Regions from separate parts of the Homo sapiens genome. Here region 2 is linked to region 1. A link is a loop called in an ENCODE intact Hi-C map of the cell type or tissue named here. Cell type or tissue: dorsolateral prefrontal cortex. All regions are shown on one strand. Links, peaks and the distances in the headings refer to the core of each region. The heading gives the core; the rest is flanking DNA.

Region 1 (8,318 bases), core at 319-8,318:
AACCAGTGGCTCTCATCTGTGGAGTAGCCATTCTTTGTTTTTTTTTTTTTTTTTTTTTTTTTTGATACGGAGTCTCGCTCTGTCACCCAGGCTGGAGTGCAGTGGCGCCATCTCAGCTGACTGCAACCTCTGCCTCCCAGGTTCAAGTGATTCTCCTGCCTCAGCCTCCCAAGTAGCCGGAACTATAGGCGCCTGCCACCACGCCCAGGTAATTTTTGCATTTTTAGTAGAGTTGGGGTTTCACCATGTTGGTCAGGCTGGTCTCTCCTGGCCTCAGGTGATCCACCCACCTCAGACTCCCAAAGTGTTGGGATTACAGGCATGAGCCACTGCACCTGGCTCCTTTATTTATTTATTTAATTATTATTATTTTTTGAGACGGAGTGTCACTCTGTTGCCAGGCTGGTGTGCAGTGGCGTTATCTTGGCTCACTGCAACCTCTGCCTCCCAGGTTCAAGCGATTCTCCTGCCTCAGCCTCCGGAGTACCTGGGACTACAGGCGCCCACCACCACGCCCTGCGAATTTTTTTATTTTTAGTAGAGATGGGATTTCGCCATGTTGACCAGGCTGGTCTCTCCTGGCCTCAGGTGATCCACCTGCCTCAGCCTCCCAATGTTGGGATTACAGGTGTGAGCCACCGTGCCCTACCCCTTTACTTTCTTAATAAACGTGCTTTTACTTTATGGACTTGCCCTGAATTCTTTCTTGAGATCCAAGAACCCTCTCTTGGGGTCTGGATTGGGACCCCATTCCTATAACAGTTGTGGGGGGATCCTGGGGGAAAACATACGATCCCATTTTACAGGTGGGAAGACCGAGGCTGAGAGAAGGCAAATGGCTTAGTCAAAACCTCAGGGTTAGTGGGTGGCCTAGCCTGGCCCGTCTGATCCCTCCCCAGCACGCCCCCCATCCAGAGATGAGATGTCATCGGTACCCTCCTCCATCCTGTAGAGAAAAGCCCGCACTTGCTGTAAGAGAGGAAAGAGGGATTCGGCAGAAACATCCATGACAACAATTAATTTATTTATTGAGGGTGAGGCAGGGAAGCGGGGAGGGAGGGTAGGGGTGACCTCTCTTCCTCACAGGCACCAGGCCTTGTTTCTCTCCCAGATAAGCTAAGGTCGGCAGGGGCTGAGGGGAGTGAGGCAGGGAGGATGCATGGGGCCTGTGGGAATCAGAGAGAAGCTGGGGTCAGAGGTAGGAGCTGACGCTGTGGGGGGTGGGGGGTGAAAGGTGAGGCAAGGTCAAAGGTGAACTGCAGCTCGGAGGGAGGGGTCCAATATAAACCAGGACTTGCAGGTGTAGAAGTAAAATGGGACTCATAGAGGGTGAAAGAGAAGTTGGAGTCAGAGGGGATTCAGAGATCAAAGAGAAGTTGGGGTCAGAGGTAGGAGCTGGGGCTCAGGTGGGGGGTTAAAGGTGAGGCAAGGTCAGCGGTGAAGTGCAGCTCAGAGGGAGGGGTCAAACATAAACCAGAACTTATAGGTCTAGAGGTAAAATGGGATTCATGGGGGGCAGAGGTCAAAGGTGAAGCAGAAGTCAGGGGTGAAGGAAGGTCTGCAAAGTTAAAGGTGCGGTTTCCAGAGTCAGAAGGGGTGAAGCGGGGCTCCTCCTGGGAATGTCAAGGTTGGAAGAGCTCAAGGGGGTTAAAGATAAATTAGGGCTCAAAGGGGAGCCAGGGTCGGAGATGAAGTAGCCAGAGGTAAAGCGAGCTCCAAAGGTATTGTTAGGGTCAGCGGGGAGTCAGCCTTGGAGGGAAAGCGGGGCTCTAGGGTTCAGAGATGGGGGGCCTAGCGGATCAAAGGTCAGAAGCCTCGAGGGGACAGGTGGGAAGCGATGGGAGCAGCCTAGGCCACCTCCTCCTCCGCCTCCTCCTCGAACTCGCCCTCCTCGGCCGTGGCGTCCTGGTACTGCTGGTACTCAGATACCAGGTCATTCATGTTGCTCTCGGCCTCGGTGAACTCCATCTCGTCCATGCCCTCGCCCGTGTACCAGTGCAAGAAGGCCTTGCGCCGGAACATGGCCGTGAACTGCTCGGAGATGCGCTTGAACAGCTCCTGGATGGCCGTGCTGTTGCCGATGAAGGTCGCGGCCATCTTCAGGCCGCGGGGCGGGATGTCGCACACGGCCGTCTTCACGTTGTTGGGGATCCACTCCACGAAGTAGCTGCTGTTCTTGCTCTGCACGCTCAGCATCTGCTCGTCCACCTCCTTCATGGACATGCGGCCCCGGAACACGGCGGCCACGGTCAGGTAGCGGCCGTGGCGCGGGTCGCACGCCGCCATCATGTTCTTGGCATCGAACATCTGCTGGGTGAGCTCGGGCACCGTCAGGGCCCGGTACTGCTGGCTGCCCCGGCTGGTCAGGGGTGCGAAGCCGGGCATGAAGAAGTGCAGGCGAGGAAAGGGAACCATGTTGACGGCCAGCTTGCGCAGGTCGGCGTTCAGCTGGCCCGGGAAGCGCAGGCAGGTGGTGACCCCGCTCATGGTGGCCGACACCAGGTGGTTGAGGTCCCCGTAGGTGGGGGTGGTCAGCTTGAGGGTGCGGAAACAGATGTCGTAGAGTGCCTCGTTGTCGATGCAGTAGGTCTCATCCGTATTCTCCACCAGCTGGTGCACAGACAGCGTGGCGTTGTAGGGCTCCACCACCGTGTCTGACACTTTGGGCGAGGGCACCACGCTGAAGGTGTTCATGATGCGGTCTGGGAACTCCTCGCGGATCTTACTGATGAGCAGCGTGCCCATTCCGGACCCCGTGCCACCCCCCAGCGAGTGGGTCAGCTGGAAGCCCTGAAGGCAGTCGCAGCTCTCGGCCTCCTTCCGGACTACGTCCAGGACAGCGTCCACCAGCTCTGCGCCCTCCGTGTAGTGCCCCTTTGCCCAGTTGTTGCCGGCTCCGGATTGGCCTAGAGAGGGAAGGGGAGGGGACACACATGCAGTTATGGGGAGCCCCAACCCTTGACTCTGTCTCTCCACCACCTGGAGGGCCTCTAGTAGTTGAATACTAGTAACTATCAAAAATAATAACAAATAGCCGGGTGCGGTGGCTCACACCTGTAATCCCAGCACTTTGGGAGGCCGAGGTGGGCGGATCACGAGGTCAGGAGATCGAGACCATCCTGGCTAACACGGTGAAACCCCGTCTCTACTAAAATTACAAAAAAAATTAGCCGGGAGTGGTGGCGGGCGCCTGTAGTCCTAGCTACTCGGGAGGCTGAGGCAGGAGAATGGCGTGAACCCAGGAGGCGGAACTTGCAGTGAGCCGACATTGTGCCACTGCACTGCAGCCTGGGCAACAGAGCGAGACTCCGTCTCAAAATAATAATAATAATAATAATAATAAATAATAACAATTATAGCCAGGTGTGCTGGTGAGCGATCGTAGTCCCTGGCTACTCGGGAGGCTGAGGCAAGAGAATTGCTTGAACCTGGGAGGAGGAGGCTGCAGGTAGCCAAGATTGAGCCACTGCATTCCAGCCTGGGTGACGGAGTGAGACTCCATCTCAAAAACACACATACACACAAAACACTCCCCCGCCCCCTGCCTAAAAAAAAACCAAGACTGGGCACAGTGGCTCATGCCTGTAATCCTAACACTTTGGGAGGCAGAGGTGGGAGGATTGCTTGAGCCCAGCAGTTCAAGACTAGCCTGGGCAACCTAGTGAGGCCATGTCTCTACAAAAAAAAAAAAAAAAAAAAAAAAAAAAAAATATATATATATATATATATATATATATATATATATATATAAATTAGCCAGTCATGGTGGTGGCACACCTGTAGTACCAGTTACTAGGGGGGCTCAGGTGGGAGATTGCTTGAGCCCAGGAGTTGGAGGCTGCAGTGAGCTATGATCACACCATTGCAGCCTGGGAGACAGAGCAAGACCCTGTCTCTAAAACAAATAAATAATAACAATAAAAAGATTAATATTTAACATCATTATTAATAATAATATCATTTTCAGGCAGGGTCTTGGTATGTTGCCCAGGCTGGAGTACAGAGGTGCAATCATGGCTCACTGCAGCCTTGACTTCCCAGGTTCAAGTGATCCTCCTGCCCCAGCCTTTTGAGTAGCTGGGACTACAGGCTTATGCTACCAGATCTGGCTAATTTTTGTATCTTTTTTTTGTAGAGGTGGGGTTTCGACATGTTGCCCAGGCTGTTCTTGAACTCCTGAGCTGGAGCAATCCACCTGCCATGGCCTCCTAAAGTGCTGGGATTACAGGCGTGAGCCACCATGCTTGGCCTGTGTTTTCTTGTTAATCATGTTTATTGTCTGCAAGCTCACTGTGGAATGCAAGCTCCCGGAGGAAAAGAATCAGTATTAGAATATTGGCCAGGCGCAGTGGCTCATGCCTGTAATCCAGCACTTAGGGAGGCCGAGGCGGGCAGATTGCGAGGTTAGGAGATCGAGACCATCCTGGCTAACACAGTGAAACCCTGTCTCTACTGAAAATACAAAAAATTAGCCGGGCGAGGTGGCGGGCGCCTGTAGTCCCAGCTACTCGGGAGGCTGAGCCTGCAGTGAGCCGAGATCGTGCCACTGCACTCCAGCCTGGGCGACAGCAAGACTCCGTCTCAAAAAAAAAAAAAAAAAAAAAGAAGAATATTGGCCAGGCGTGGTGGCTCACGCTTGTAAACCCAGCACTTTGGGAGGCCGAGGCGGGCGGATAGCGAGGTCAGGAGATCAAGACTATCCCGGCTAACACGGTGAAACCCCGTCTCTACTAAAAATAGAAAAAATTAGCTGGATGTGGTGGTGGGTGCCTGTAGTCTCAGCTACTCGGGAGGCTGAGGCAGGAGAATGGCGTGAACCCAGGAGGTGGAGCTTGCAGTGAGCCGAGATCGCGCCACTGCACTCCAGCCTGGGCGACAGAGTGAGACTTTGTCTCAAAAAAAAAAAAAATGGAATAAAAAAAAGAATATTGGCCGGTATTACTGTGAACAGCTAACGTTTTCTTTCACCCCTCATCTGTCTCCACCTTAGTTCAGCTCCAGCATCACCCTCCTGGATAAGTTCAATTCCCTCTGTCCTGGTCCCCTGGCTCCTACCCTTATCACCCAGTCTGTCCTCTCCACAGTACCCACGAGAGGACACCTGAGAGCAAGTAAGTCAGGTCCCGTCCCTCCTCTGCCTACAGCCCTCCATGGCTCCCACCTACCTTGGGGTCAAAGCCCAAATCCTCCCTGCAGGCCACAAGGCCCTGCCGGACCTGCCCCATCCCCTCCCTCACTCTGCTTCAGCCGCAGCTGTTACTCCAGCTTTCCAGGTGTGGTCCTGCCCTGGGGCCTTTGCACTAGTGGCTTGGCTGCTTAGAATGCTTTCCCCCCAGGTATTCACCTGACTTTTTCCTCACTTCCTTCAGGTCTCAGCTCAATGCCACATCCTCAGAGAAGCCACCTCTGGTCACCCCCTCCCTCCTCCTCCCGAGCCTGGTGGTTTAGACTGCAGATTCTCGGGACTGACAAGACAAACTGTGTGACCTTGGACAAGTGACTTCCCCTTTCTGATCTGTTGGAAGATTTCAAAACATAATGATGCAGTTTTGTGGCCGTGGCCCATCATAGGTCCTTGGGAAATGGCTGGGTGAAATCAAGATGAAATGAGATTGGCCAAATGGTGTGAGTGATTTCAGGAGGACCAGAGGGCTTACAGTTGGGCCAAGAGATTCTATGGCCTCTGGGTGGCCAGGGGGTGGGAGGAGCATTAAAAGTGTGGGCTCAGACCAGGCGCGGTTGCTCATGCCTGTAATCCCAGCACTTTGGGAAGCAGAGGCAGGCAGATCACCTGAGAGGTCAGGAATAGGAGACCAGCCTGGCCAACATGGCGAAACCCCGTCACTATTAAAAATACAAAAAATTAGCTAGGTGTGGTGATGCATGCCTGTAGTCCCAGCTACTCGTGAGGCAGGAGAATCGCTTGAATCTGGGAGGTGGAGGTTGCGTCACTGCACTCCAGCCTGGGCAACGGAGACTCCGTCTCAAAAAAAAAAAAAAGCGTGGACCTAGTAGTCAGACCCTCTCCTCTGGCTCCTGACAGCCCCAGTGGCTTGCAGTGTGACTTTCTGCAAGTGACCTAACGTCTCTGTGCCTCTGTTTTCTCACCTGTAAAATGGAAGTAAGAGGCGAGTTGCGGAAAAGATTCAGAGAGGCAGGACAGGTCCTGCATTTAGCACGTCTTACATGCTGGGAGTATTGGAGGCGGGTGGAGCCAGGGTGGGGACATGCAGCCAGCTGGAGCCAGGAAAGCTTTCCCGGAAGGATTGTCCCAGGGTGTGGACACCCCACTATCTTCACATATGCTGTTGCCTCCGTCTTAAACATCTTTCCTCCCTTCCATGCCCTTTGGCCAGTCCAAATCCTACTCACATTCTAGACTGCAGATAGTAATGAAAACAACGACAAATGCTTATTTACCTCTTTCTCTGTGTCAGGCATTGTTCTAAACTCTACACATATTCATGACTTTAAGCTTCACAATTTTTTTTTTTTTTTGGAGACGAAGTTTCACTCTTGTTGCCCACGCTGGGGTGCAGTGTCATGATCTTGGCTCACCACAACCTCTGCCGTTCAAGCAATTCTCTTGCCTCAGCCTCCCGAGTAGCTGGGATTACAGGCATGTGCCACCATGCCTGGCTAATTTTTTATTTTTAGTAGAGATGGGGTTTCTCCATGTTAGTCAGGCTGGTCTCAAACTCCCGACCTCAGGTGATCCACCCGCCTCGGCCTCCCAAAGTGCTGGGATTACAGGTGTGAGCCACCGTGCCCACCCTGAGCCTCACAATTCTAATAGCATTTTAGAATCCCTGTTTTATTTGATCTTTTTTAGAGATGGGGTCTCACACCATCGCTCAGGCTGGAGTGCAGTGGCACCATCATAGCTCATGGCAGCCTCAACCTCCCAGGCTCAAGTGATTCTCCTACCTTAGCCTCACGAGTAGCTGTGACTACAGGTGCACACCACCTCACTCAGCTAATTAAAATTTTTTTCTTTTTGTAGAGACAGGGTCTCACCATGGTGCCCAGGCTGGTCTCGAACTCCTGACCTCAAGCTCTCTTCCTGACTCAGCCTCCCAAAGTCCTGGGTTTATAGGCATGAACCACCATGCCCAGTGAAATCCCTGTTTTAAAGACGAGGAGGCCGGGCAAGGTGGCTCATGCTTGTAATCCAGCACTTTGGGAGCTGAGTTGGGTGGATCGTTTGAGTCCCGGAGTTTGAGACCAGCATGGGCAACATAGAGAGACCCACCTCTCTACAAAGAAAACTAAAAAATTAGCTGGGTGTGGTGGTGCATGCCTGTAGGTCCAGCTACTTGGGAGACTGAGGCAAGAGGATCACGTGTGCCCAGAGGTGGAGGTGACAGTGAGCCGTGATCATGCCACTGCACTCTAGCCTGGGTGACAGCAGGACAGACAGACCCTGTCTGAAAAAAAAAAAAAAAAGAGGATTTTTGAGGCCCAGAAAGGCTGAGGAGCCCATCCTAAGTTATCCATCTGAATCAACCCCTGGCAGAGCTTTACTTATTTATCTCCTTTGTGGCCTATCACCTTCTACCAGAATGGGAGCTGCACTGGGGCAGAGAGGGAGCTCCGGCTGTTTGATTCTTACCTGGATCTCCAGCTTCTAGAACAGGGCCTGGTATGCAGTGAGTGCTCACTGTTTGTTGAATGCATGAAGTGGCAGAATTGGGATGTGCACCCAGGCAGTCTGGTTCCGGTTCAGACCGTTGAATTAAAATGCCACCTCCTCCAGGAAGACTTCCCTGAATCCTTCTCTGTATCCGCCCTCCTCAGGGCTCTCACAGTGGCCTGAGCATCCCCTCATCACAGCCCTGGATGCAGGGCTGGTGCCTGGTGCCCTGTCCACCCCATCTCTGGTCTGTGGGCCCCGGTGGTGGCTGTTGACTCTGTGGTGTTAGCAGGAATAAGGAGGTTTTCCAGCCTCTGGCTCCCTGCTGGGGGACTCACCAAACACGAAGTTGTCCGGCCGAAAGATCTGACCGAAGGGGCCAGAACGGACAGAGTCCATGGTGCCGGGTTCCAGGTCCACCAGCACCGCTCTGGGGACATAATTTCCTCCTGCAGGGAAACAGATGGAGGGCAGTTCGATGCGTGCCAGGAACCACAGGCGCCCGGTAGCATCCTGTTCCCTCCCAGCTGCCCCTTCCCACCTGGAAGGTGCCTCCTTCGCCCTACCTGTGGCCTCGTTGTAGTACACGTTGATCCTCTCCAGTTGCAGGTCACTGTCCCCATGGTATGTGCCTGTGGGGTCGATGCCATGTTCGTCACTGATAACCTCCCAAAACTAGAGAGAG
Region 2 (8,318 bases), core at 319-8,318, 80 kb before region 1:
TTATTTTAAAAACAAGAGGGCCGAGGGTGGGAGAAAATGAATTGCTTTATCCTCAGAGAGGCAGGTTCAGGAAGGCTGGGGGGTGAAGAATAGAGACTTTTTAATATATATATATATAATTTTATAAGTTCTGCTTTGCTCTTTGTGTTTTTAATTTTTAAGTTTTTTTTTTTTTTTGGCAGAGATTTAGATCTCGCTATCTTCTCTGGCTGGCTCAACATGGAAGGATCCCAATTTTGAAAGAAAAAGCATGTGAGACACAGAACAGGCGAGAGAGTGAGGGCCCGGCATGCCCCCAAGTCCCCCCCACCCTGCTTGCCGCGAGGGCTCCCCAGTACTCCCCACGGCAGCCATCGCTCTCTCGCCAAACAAAACAGAAGCCCCCAAACAGAACAAAATGGAAAAAAAAAAGATTTTTCACAGATGAAGAAGTTCACATTCATTCGATTCATTGAGCCTGCGGAGAGGGAAGAGATAGGAATTGGTCACTACGGGGAGGGAAGGGTGGGAGACTAGGGGGCGGAAGAGAGGAGGGGCTGGAACACCGTGGGGGGGGCCAGGAAGCCCCCTCCCAAACCTGCGCTGGCTCAGGCTGGAAGGACGTGCTTGTTAACTGTCTAGCCAGGTGCTCGCGGGACTCGCTGAAGTCACGCTGCTCCCTGATGGAGAAGGAGGGACAGAGCAGGAAGAGAGGAGAGGGGCCGCGGAGGGCGGAGGCGCTAGGGTCGTAGGGGAGCTGCCCTGTCTCCGGAGGGCGGTGGCTCCCGGCGCAGCACGACGACATGAACAATCCAGAGATCATGGTGTCCCCACAACACCCCTGTGAGGTAGGTTGGAAGGTGGCAACGATCTTCACGCCCACTTCACAGACAAGCCCGGGACACAGGCAAGCGCGAGCGCATGGGAGGCTGAGCCCGGCGGGGCAGGGGCCTGGGCCGCTCCCCGCGTCCCCACCAGTCCCTGCCAGAGCCAGGCCGCCTGCAACACAGTCACTTGGACACAGGAAAAAAGATCATGGGTTTAAAAAATAAAAGAATAAAAAGAACAAAAACCAAAAAAGTGATGCAGAGAAGGGGAAAAAATAGACGTTTTCTTCCCAAGTGGCCAGATTGTGAGCGAGGTGGTGGCGGCCGGGCCGGTGCCCACCGTCCGCGCTGTCTGCCTGCCCCCCGACTCCCCAGCAGTTCAGAAGTCCCGCCTGCGAGTCTCAGCGCTCCCCAGCATCACGACAGCGGCACACAGGAACAAGCAGCCGGCGCAGGGAGGCCTCTTCGTTTAACCTCTGGACCCAGCGAATGCTTCCCTGGCGGTGCGTGGGGACTCCCGGAGACCTCCGGCCACACGGCCCCCGCTGCAGGCATCAAGGGCACACCCCGCAGGGGAAGGGGTTTCCGGCGCTACCCACTAAGGCAGGATGGACGGTGGCCGGGGGTTGGAAGGAGAAAGGAGGAGGAGGAGGGTGGCAATTCCCACTTGCCTGCTGCTGTCCCTGCTGCGTGGGCGGCGGCTGGGGGCCGCCAGGACCTGGGGTCTGTCCGTAGTAAGCGGCCTGCTGTCTGTAATATTCCGCCCAGGCGGCACTGTAGTCTGGCTGGGAGCCTGGGGGAGCTCCTGGACCCCCTCCGGTGGCCACTTGCGCTGTGGGTGGACAAAGGCAGGTGAGAGGCTGTGGGTGAGGGCTGCCCCTGCCCCTGTCCCCGCATGGTGGCCACTCACCTTGCTTCTTGTAGTACTCCTCCCAAGCCTTCGTGTAGTCCTGCTGTGGGGGTGCTCCGGGCTGCTGGGGCTGCTGGCCTGTGCGGGCGCCGAGACAGGTCAGAAACCACTCCCCCGGCAGGGCTGGAGCCCCCCCGCCACCCTGCAGACTCACCGATCTTTTTGTAATACTCTTCCCAGGCCTTAGTGTAGTCCGACTGGCCGGTGGGTGGGGGCTGAGGGGGCTCACCCTGAGCCGGTGGGGCCGCAGGGGCCGGTGCGGGGCCGGGGACGGGGCCCGGGGGCTGCTGGTAGTAGTGTGAGTAGTAGGCGGCCCACGCGGCGTTGGGGTCCGCGGCCGCTGCAGCTGCTTTGCCTGCAGGAGATACCTCGGGTGAGACGGGGGGACAGAACAGGGCCTGCCCTCCGCCAGGTGGCCCATCACTTACTTGGGTCATGAGGAGCAGGCGGCTGCCACTGGGGGTAGGTATTGCCCCAGCCCTGGGGTGGGTACTGGTGAGGAGGGGGCCCCCCGGCACTGCAGGAGAGAAGAAAGGGATGCTTGAGCAGTGGTGCGGGGGTGGCCGCAGCCGGACCACCTGGGGTGGGGATGTTTTTCAGTGGGGAGGCGCCAGAGACCCAGACCACCAGGCTCAACGGGGCGCCTGGGAAAGGCCTAGACAAGAAGCAACTCGAAGGACGCGCAGCGTCAGCTTGAGGACATGAAAGAAGCCGCGAAACTTGCACGTGCACAGAGGGATGCTGAAAGGCACATGCTCTACCAGTAGACAGGAGAGGGCCTGTTGATGGTATCCACAAAAATGGGCTGGATGAGGCCCCCCGCCTGCACTTCTAGGGAAAGGGAAATGGGGTCTGCTATTCTTCTTGCCAGCTCAGTAAGCCCCCGGCCTCAAAACCCAGGAGGCAGAGGATACTCACTGTGGGGGAGCCCCGGGTGGCCCCTGGTTGAAGGGCCCAGGATTGAAGGGCCCCATTGGGCCAGCAGGGCCTGGGCCACCTGGGCCTGGTCCAACTGGGCAGAGAGGACCCTAGAAGGAAGGAGAGTAACCAAGGTAAGTGGGCTGGGATCCGGGCTGTGAGACCAAATCCCCAGAGCCCGCCCCAACCCACCTCGATCTTTTCCTCGATAAGCTGCTTGGCGTGGTCAATCTGCTGGGGTGAACCCCGGATGATGAACAACTTGAAGTTGGGGTCCCCGTTGGGTGGCAGCTGCCGGGAGATCTCTACGAAGGCTCCCGTCTGCTGGTTTATGGCTTTCACATTCTCGCCACCTGCAGAAACGCAGAAGGTGAAGGTGGCCTGCAGTGATGGCCCAGGGAAGAGGGGGCAAGGGATAGGGTGCAGGGGGCCACACTCACCTCGGCCGATGACCAGCCCACACTTGTGAGTGGGGATGGAGAAGGTCATCTCCCCGCCAGGGGGACCCCAATTGCCTTGGCCTCTTCCTCGGCCTCGGCCCCCCGGGGGCATGCCTGGACCCCCTGGAGGACCTGGGGGACCACTCTGCAAGACAAGAGGAGGAGGAGGATGATGAACCCTGGAAGCCGGTCTGGTCTTGCACTCCCCTGGAGGCCCTGCCAGCCCCTTCAGCACCCGGGGCCACCTACCCTGAGGCTCTGGAGGAGGTCGTTGATGATCCGGGCTGCGTGCTCGCACCTGTCTGGGGGCCCCATTATATGAGCAATCTTCTCGGGCCCTGTCCCGTCATCTGAGGCCAGCACCGAGAGAGCAGAGACACAAGTTTAAAAGAAGAGCCCACCCCAGAGCCCTGCAACGCCGCCTCCAGCGCAGACACCACGCCGGCCTGAGATCTCAGACGCGCTGCGCCGCTCCCAGCCTCCACTCGCTCAGGGATTGAGGGGGAGGCGGCCCACATTCCCAGAGAAGGAAACCCACGGCCAAGCCAGGAGGTGGCTCAAGCTTCTTCCAGCACACAGCACCCCCAGCACTGAGAGATTTTACAGAACAATAAATCTCTGAAAAGCCAGAGGGGCCCTTCTCCCCACGGCAGGCAGCTCAGAGACTGCCTGAGGACTGGCAAGAGCCCAGAGCTGAGGTGGAGTGCCCTGATCCAGCCTGCGGGGCACCCAGGGCTGTCCTGTCAGGATAGGCTCCATCGTAGGGGGAGGAAGAGGAGATCTGATAGGGATAGGAACACACGTTCCCCCTGGATGTGGAAAGCCCTCATGTGTCTGTCCCAGAGAAGAGAAGGGACTGGCCATGTTCTGACGGCTGGACTAAGAGCCGTGAGGTGCTATGGAGGCCACCTGGCTGACCACGGTGCCCAGCTCCCTCAGAGCCTGCCTCCCAAAGAGGGTGGGGGTGCACTGGCCAGGGGCAGGGTGGGCCAGGCCCTGACCTTGCTTGAACTGTATCCGCACGCCAGCATCATTCTGGATCTTCTTGATCATCTCTCCACTCCGGCCAATGACCACGCCAACAGAATGCCTGGGCACTGGCACCTGGGGAGGGAGGCAGCAGCGTCAGCTCGGCCCGCAGCTCTGCTGCCCTCTGCTGCCCACTGGCCACAAGGAGCCACTCACCCCGGCCCCTCCCTCCACTGGCGGGGGAGAGGGGGGTGAAGGCAGGGCCCACACTCACATCGATGCCTCCGCCAATCCGAGATCCGTACTCATTCCGGTCCCCAAAGCCGCCTTGGTCACGTTCCCGGAGGATGTCCATCACCATCTCACAGGCTTGCTGCAAACACACAGGAAGCAGCCCCCATGGGTGAGCCCTGCTGCCCCACACCCCCCCACCTCCTCGGGGGTGCGGGCCTCAACTAAGGACCCACGAACCCTGGGTGAGCCCAGCACAGCACCCTACTGAGCTCTCTACCTGCCACTTTAATGGGGAGGCACTACCAGCAGCCCCGTTTCCAGATAAAAAAGCAGAAGGTCAGAGGTGAGGCCGGTGCCTCACACACACAAAGCTGGGAGTCAGTTCAGGGCCATCCTACGAGCCAGCGCTCTTGCAAGCCTCTTGGTGTTATGACCGACTGTTCACATATCTCTCTGGCGGAATGCAGACCCCGAGACCGCTGGCCCTGCCCACCTGCCCGTGCCTCTCCAGAACCCCCTCCACCACCCCAGGGCGTGCTCACCTGCACTTTGTAAGGATCCCCAATGATGCGGAGAGGTTTGTCCACATTCGTATTCTGAGATCCGTCCTGAATTAAGATCATCTTCACTCCAGCGCGTTCCTTTACAAGCAAGGTTAACCGTTAGTGCTGGGCTCTCCCAGGACTTCCTGGGCTGCTGTGGTGGTGGCGGTGGGGTGTGGCACACGGATGCAGAGGAAGCTGCCCAGGTGCTGCCCTCACCTGCAGCTGCTTAATGGTCTCCCCGCCCTTGCCAATGACCAGGCCGGCCTTGCCCGCGGGGATCATGATCTCCTGCACGGTGCCGTTCTGGCCCCCGTTGGCGTTGTCGTGGAACTGTCCTGGGGGGCCCCCACGACCCCGAGACACAATGTCATCCAGCATCATCTTGGCTTTCCTGGGAAGGGGAGGAGCGGGGGATGAGCGGGTGCCACCGCTGGAGAAAGGTACTGGTCTGGTGGCCCACCCAGCTCAAAGGGAAGGCGACCCCAGAGTGTGCAAGGATGACAGGGAAGAGGGGCCAGTCACAGGGGCTGTTCAGGCTCCAGGTTCCCCAGGTCTTGGGCTGCCGGGGAATCAGCCTCATGTTAACATGGCTGTCTGGAGATGGGGGCAAGAATGGAGGACATGGCGTGCAAGTTGCTCCCAACTTTCAATTCAAACGGACAGAGCAGGCTTCTGCCTGCCCCCCACATCACAATGAGAGGCCCTGTGGGGACTTACTGGACAGATTCTGGGGCTCCTGTCAAGGACACACTGCGCTCGGGTAGGCCACCGCTGTCTGAAAAGAGGAGATAGAGTCAGTGCCCTCCCTGGCCCACAGGCAGAGAAAGGCCTGCCTTGGACACGAGGAAACTTTCAGAACAACCAAGGGCCACTTCTGTCCCATTCAGTGCCTGACAGATCAGTTTACTTCCCCTAAACACCTGGGAGGCTGCTCGATGCAAGGCCAAGGTTGGGAAGAGATCCCAGAAGGGAGGTAGGACTTTAAGGGAAAAGGATGAGGTGGAGGGAGTTGCAGATTCCAGAAGGTCCAGGAGCCGGCCACCCCCACTACCAATGATGACCAGAGCCGCTTCTATAGACAACACGTGCTACACGCCCAAGGAAGCCTCAGAACCCCCTACCCAGCAGGCTTTCTGTAGCTCAGGACTCTGAGATTCGAAAGGTAACTACATTGCCTGAGAGCAGATGTGCAGCCAGAACCGGGATTTGCTCCTGGGCCTGACCTCAGAGTGACCCCTCTGTCCAAGGCACCACCCTGTCTCACGCAGTCTTGCCGGGGTGCTTTCACCCACGCGGCAGGTCAGTGCAGTGCGTCGAAGCTCGGTGTCTGGAACCAGGCCCCTGTGCGAAATGCTAGCCCTGCCACCTCAGTCCATACCCACCCACTGAAAATAAAAAAAGTCACAGCTGTGCCCCGTGGGCAGTACTAGTGGAGTGAGATACTGCACTGAGCCTGGTCCGTAGTAAGCACCAACAAGCGCCAGCTCGCTTCCTGTCCACAGTCCCCGTGGAAATTAAGTAATTAAAGGAAAGTGCAAAGGGCCCAACCCTGGCCCCCACTCTGGCAGGAACCTGACGCTCTTATACCTGGAGAAATCTGTACTTTGCAGCCTGAATCCTGTTGGATTTTGTTAATTTGTTCACCTCCTCTGCCAATGACTGGATGGAGAAAGAAGGAGAAAAGCAAAGCGTGATGAGGGAAGGGAGCCCAGGCCTCAGGAGACTGTGTGGCCGGGGCCCCAGCCCCTCTGACGTTCAGGAGGGCAGCAGTCCTCTAGAGAGCTCCTGTCCTCTGCCCAGAGGGGACGAAGGAGGGACAAATGAGAACAGCACATAGGAGCCCTCTCAGACCAGGGCTTCTGGGCTGGCAGGAGCTCACAGGACACTTCCTCCTGGGGAAGAGTGGGCCTCCCCACCCAAGGTGACCCACACTCACTCAGGCCCACCATGCCGTCTGGGACCCTGTACTCTTCTGTCATTGAAGTCCTGTAAAGAGACACGCCAAAGGTCAGTCCTCAAGTGGGAAGGGAGGAGGACAGCAGCTCTGGAAGGTCTACTTGAAGCCAAGGCCACCATAGGTCTAAGCAGAGTCTGACCACACAGGCCACAAAACTGCCAAGGCCTCAGTTTCCCCATCTGTGCCCCGAGAGGCTTGCTCTGGGCATTGTGGGCCTTGGCCTGGTGCCGTCCCATTGATTCAGGGCGAGAGGGAGCACTGAGTAGCAAGCTGACAGTCACTCTATGTCTCTCAGTTCTAAAAAGCTGGCTGTATGTCCTTTTCATCTTATTTTCCTAGTATTTTATGAAACTACTGGCCCATTAAAAACAAACAAACAAAAAATGACCCCTGACAACTGCCCTGTGTCAGGTTCACCTCAGTCCATCTGGTGGGGCAAAGAGGTGGCAAAGAGCCCTGAGCTCCACAGCACTGAGTGGGATGGGCACTTGCAGATGTGTGAGGGAGGGAAGCAAGGCCCTCCTAGCCTCTTCCAGGAAGACGACATTTGTGCTGCTCAGAGTCCCCACCCCAGCGGAGGAAGCCATAGGGTGCGGAGACCACCCTATCACTACAGTGACTGCCACGACGCTCCCCTCCCACAGCCCTTCAGACAAGGGGTACGAGGAACGGACACAGCTCCTCTGCCTCATTCCCGTCTGAGCACTCTGGTCAACTGGCACTGGGGGATAAAACCTGAGAGATGTGCCCCCAGTCAGAGCCCTCCCAAGTCAGCAGAAAGGCCAGTCTGCTGGCCAACAGACAAGAAAGCAGTGTGGGCCCCACCATGGCTTACCTTGGGGGAGGATGGATGGGTCCAAGTTGAGAACTGATTGCTGTAGAGAGAAAACCCAAAGCAAAGACTGGCTTAGCTCCTCCTCGGGCACTTGGCACTGCCTGCCCCGGGTCAGTGGGAGCTGAGCCCGGCACCACGGTCCCCAGCCTGCTCCAGTGCCTCATGGATGCTGTGGATTCCTCCCCATAAAAGCACAGAGCTCATCTCCCTCAATTTCAGGGTTCCTGGGATCCCTCAAACGTATGGGCCCCAGAATGAAGCACCAGGGGCCTCTGTAAAGAGCTGCCACCTCCTCAGTGCTTCCAGCTCCTGACTCCTGAAAACCTCAACCCTCTGAAGCCACATATCTGCCACCAGACCCCCTGGACTTACAGTCTCCCTGGGAAGCCAGCTTCTTGCTCTCCGGTTGATCTGGGAAAGAGAGAGGATGGCAGATGCAGCACCCACCCACCCACGGCCGCCTCGAACCTGATGCTGGTGCCACATGTCCAAGGTAAACAGTGCCCCTCGGCCCCCACCCTTAACAGGAGCTGAGACAGGAGCCCAGGAGAGACTGGCCCCTGAGGGAGGCCAGACCCCGCCAATTCCGCCACCAACGCTCAGAGTAAAAAAGCCTTCAGAACACGCAACCACCACCAGGCACCTGAGTCCTCCCGGTTTAGGACAGGACCTGCCTCTAGCAGGGAGGGTGTCGTGGATAACAG

Evidence for each region. Hi-C counts contacts between places; a loop is a spot of excess contacts. Peaks named below come from ENCODE experiments on the same cell type or tissue, not always from the same donor. Only the 100,000 strongest peaks of a DNase experiment are listed, where the experiment ranks them.
Region 2: it touches region 1 in a loop (2.5-fold over the local background); 11 of 110 quality-filtered maps call a loop at or near these places.

Annotation. Positions count from the first base shown.
Region 1 is chr19:6,493,316-6,501,633 of GRCh38, forward strand. It overlaps TUBB4A (tubulin beta 4A class IVa), which reads right to left. Exons shown (of 4, transcript NM_006087.4): 2 at 8,200-8,308; 3 at 7,972-8,082; 4 at 1,004-2,906. The coding sequence ends at 1,849. Among named protein-coding and RNA genes, the nearest start is that of TUBB4A, 4.8 kb to the right of the region's middle. In dorsolateral prefrontal cortex, for the core only: no CTCF peak of the experiment used is centred there; no DNase peak of the experiment used is centred there; H3K4me3 peaks cover 5,969 bases; H3K27ac peaks cover 3,662 bases.
Region 2 is chr19:6,413,664-6,421,981 of GRCh38, forward strand. It overlaps KHSRP (KH-type splicing regulatory protein), which reads right to left. Exons shown (of 19, transcript NM_001366299.1): 3 at 7,987-8,025; 4 at 7,615-7,654; 5 at 6,759-6,808; 6 at 6,410-6,481; 7 at 5,540-5,597; 8 at 5,039-5,213; 9 at 4,820-4,918; 10 at 4,318-4,416; 11 at 4,076-4,178; 12 at 3,324-3,424; 13 at 3,075-3,219; 14 at 2,827-2,987; 15 at 2,635-2,744; 16 at 2,145-2,233; 3 more. The coding sequence ends at 1,361. MIR3940 (microRNA 3940) reads right to left here and starts at 2,848; the gene lies at 2,747-2,848. In dorsolateral prefrontal cortex, for the core only: a CTCF peak has its summit at 4,262 (motif pointing left); a DNase peak (open chromatin) is centred at 4,248; H3K4me3 peaks cover 712 bases; H3K27ac peaks cover 2,196 bases.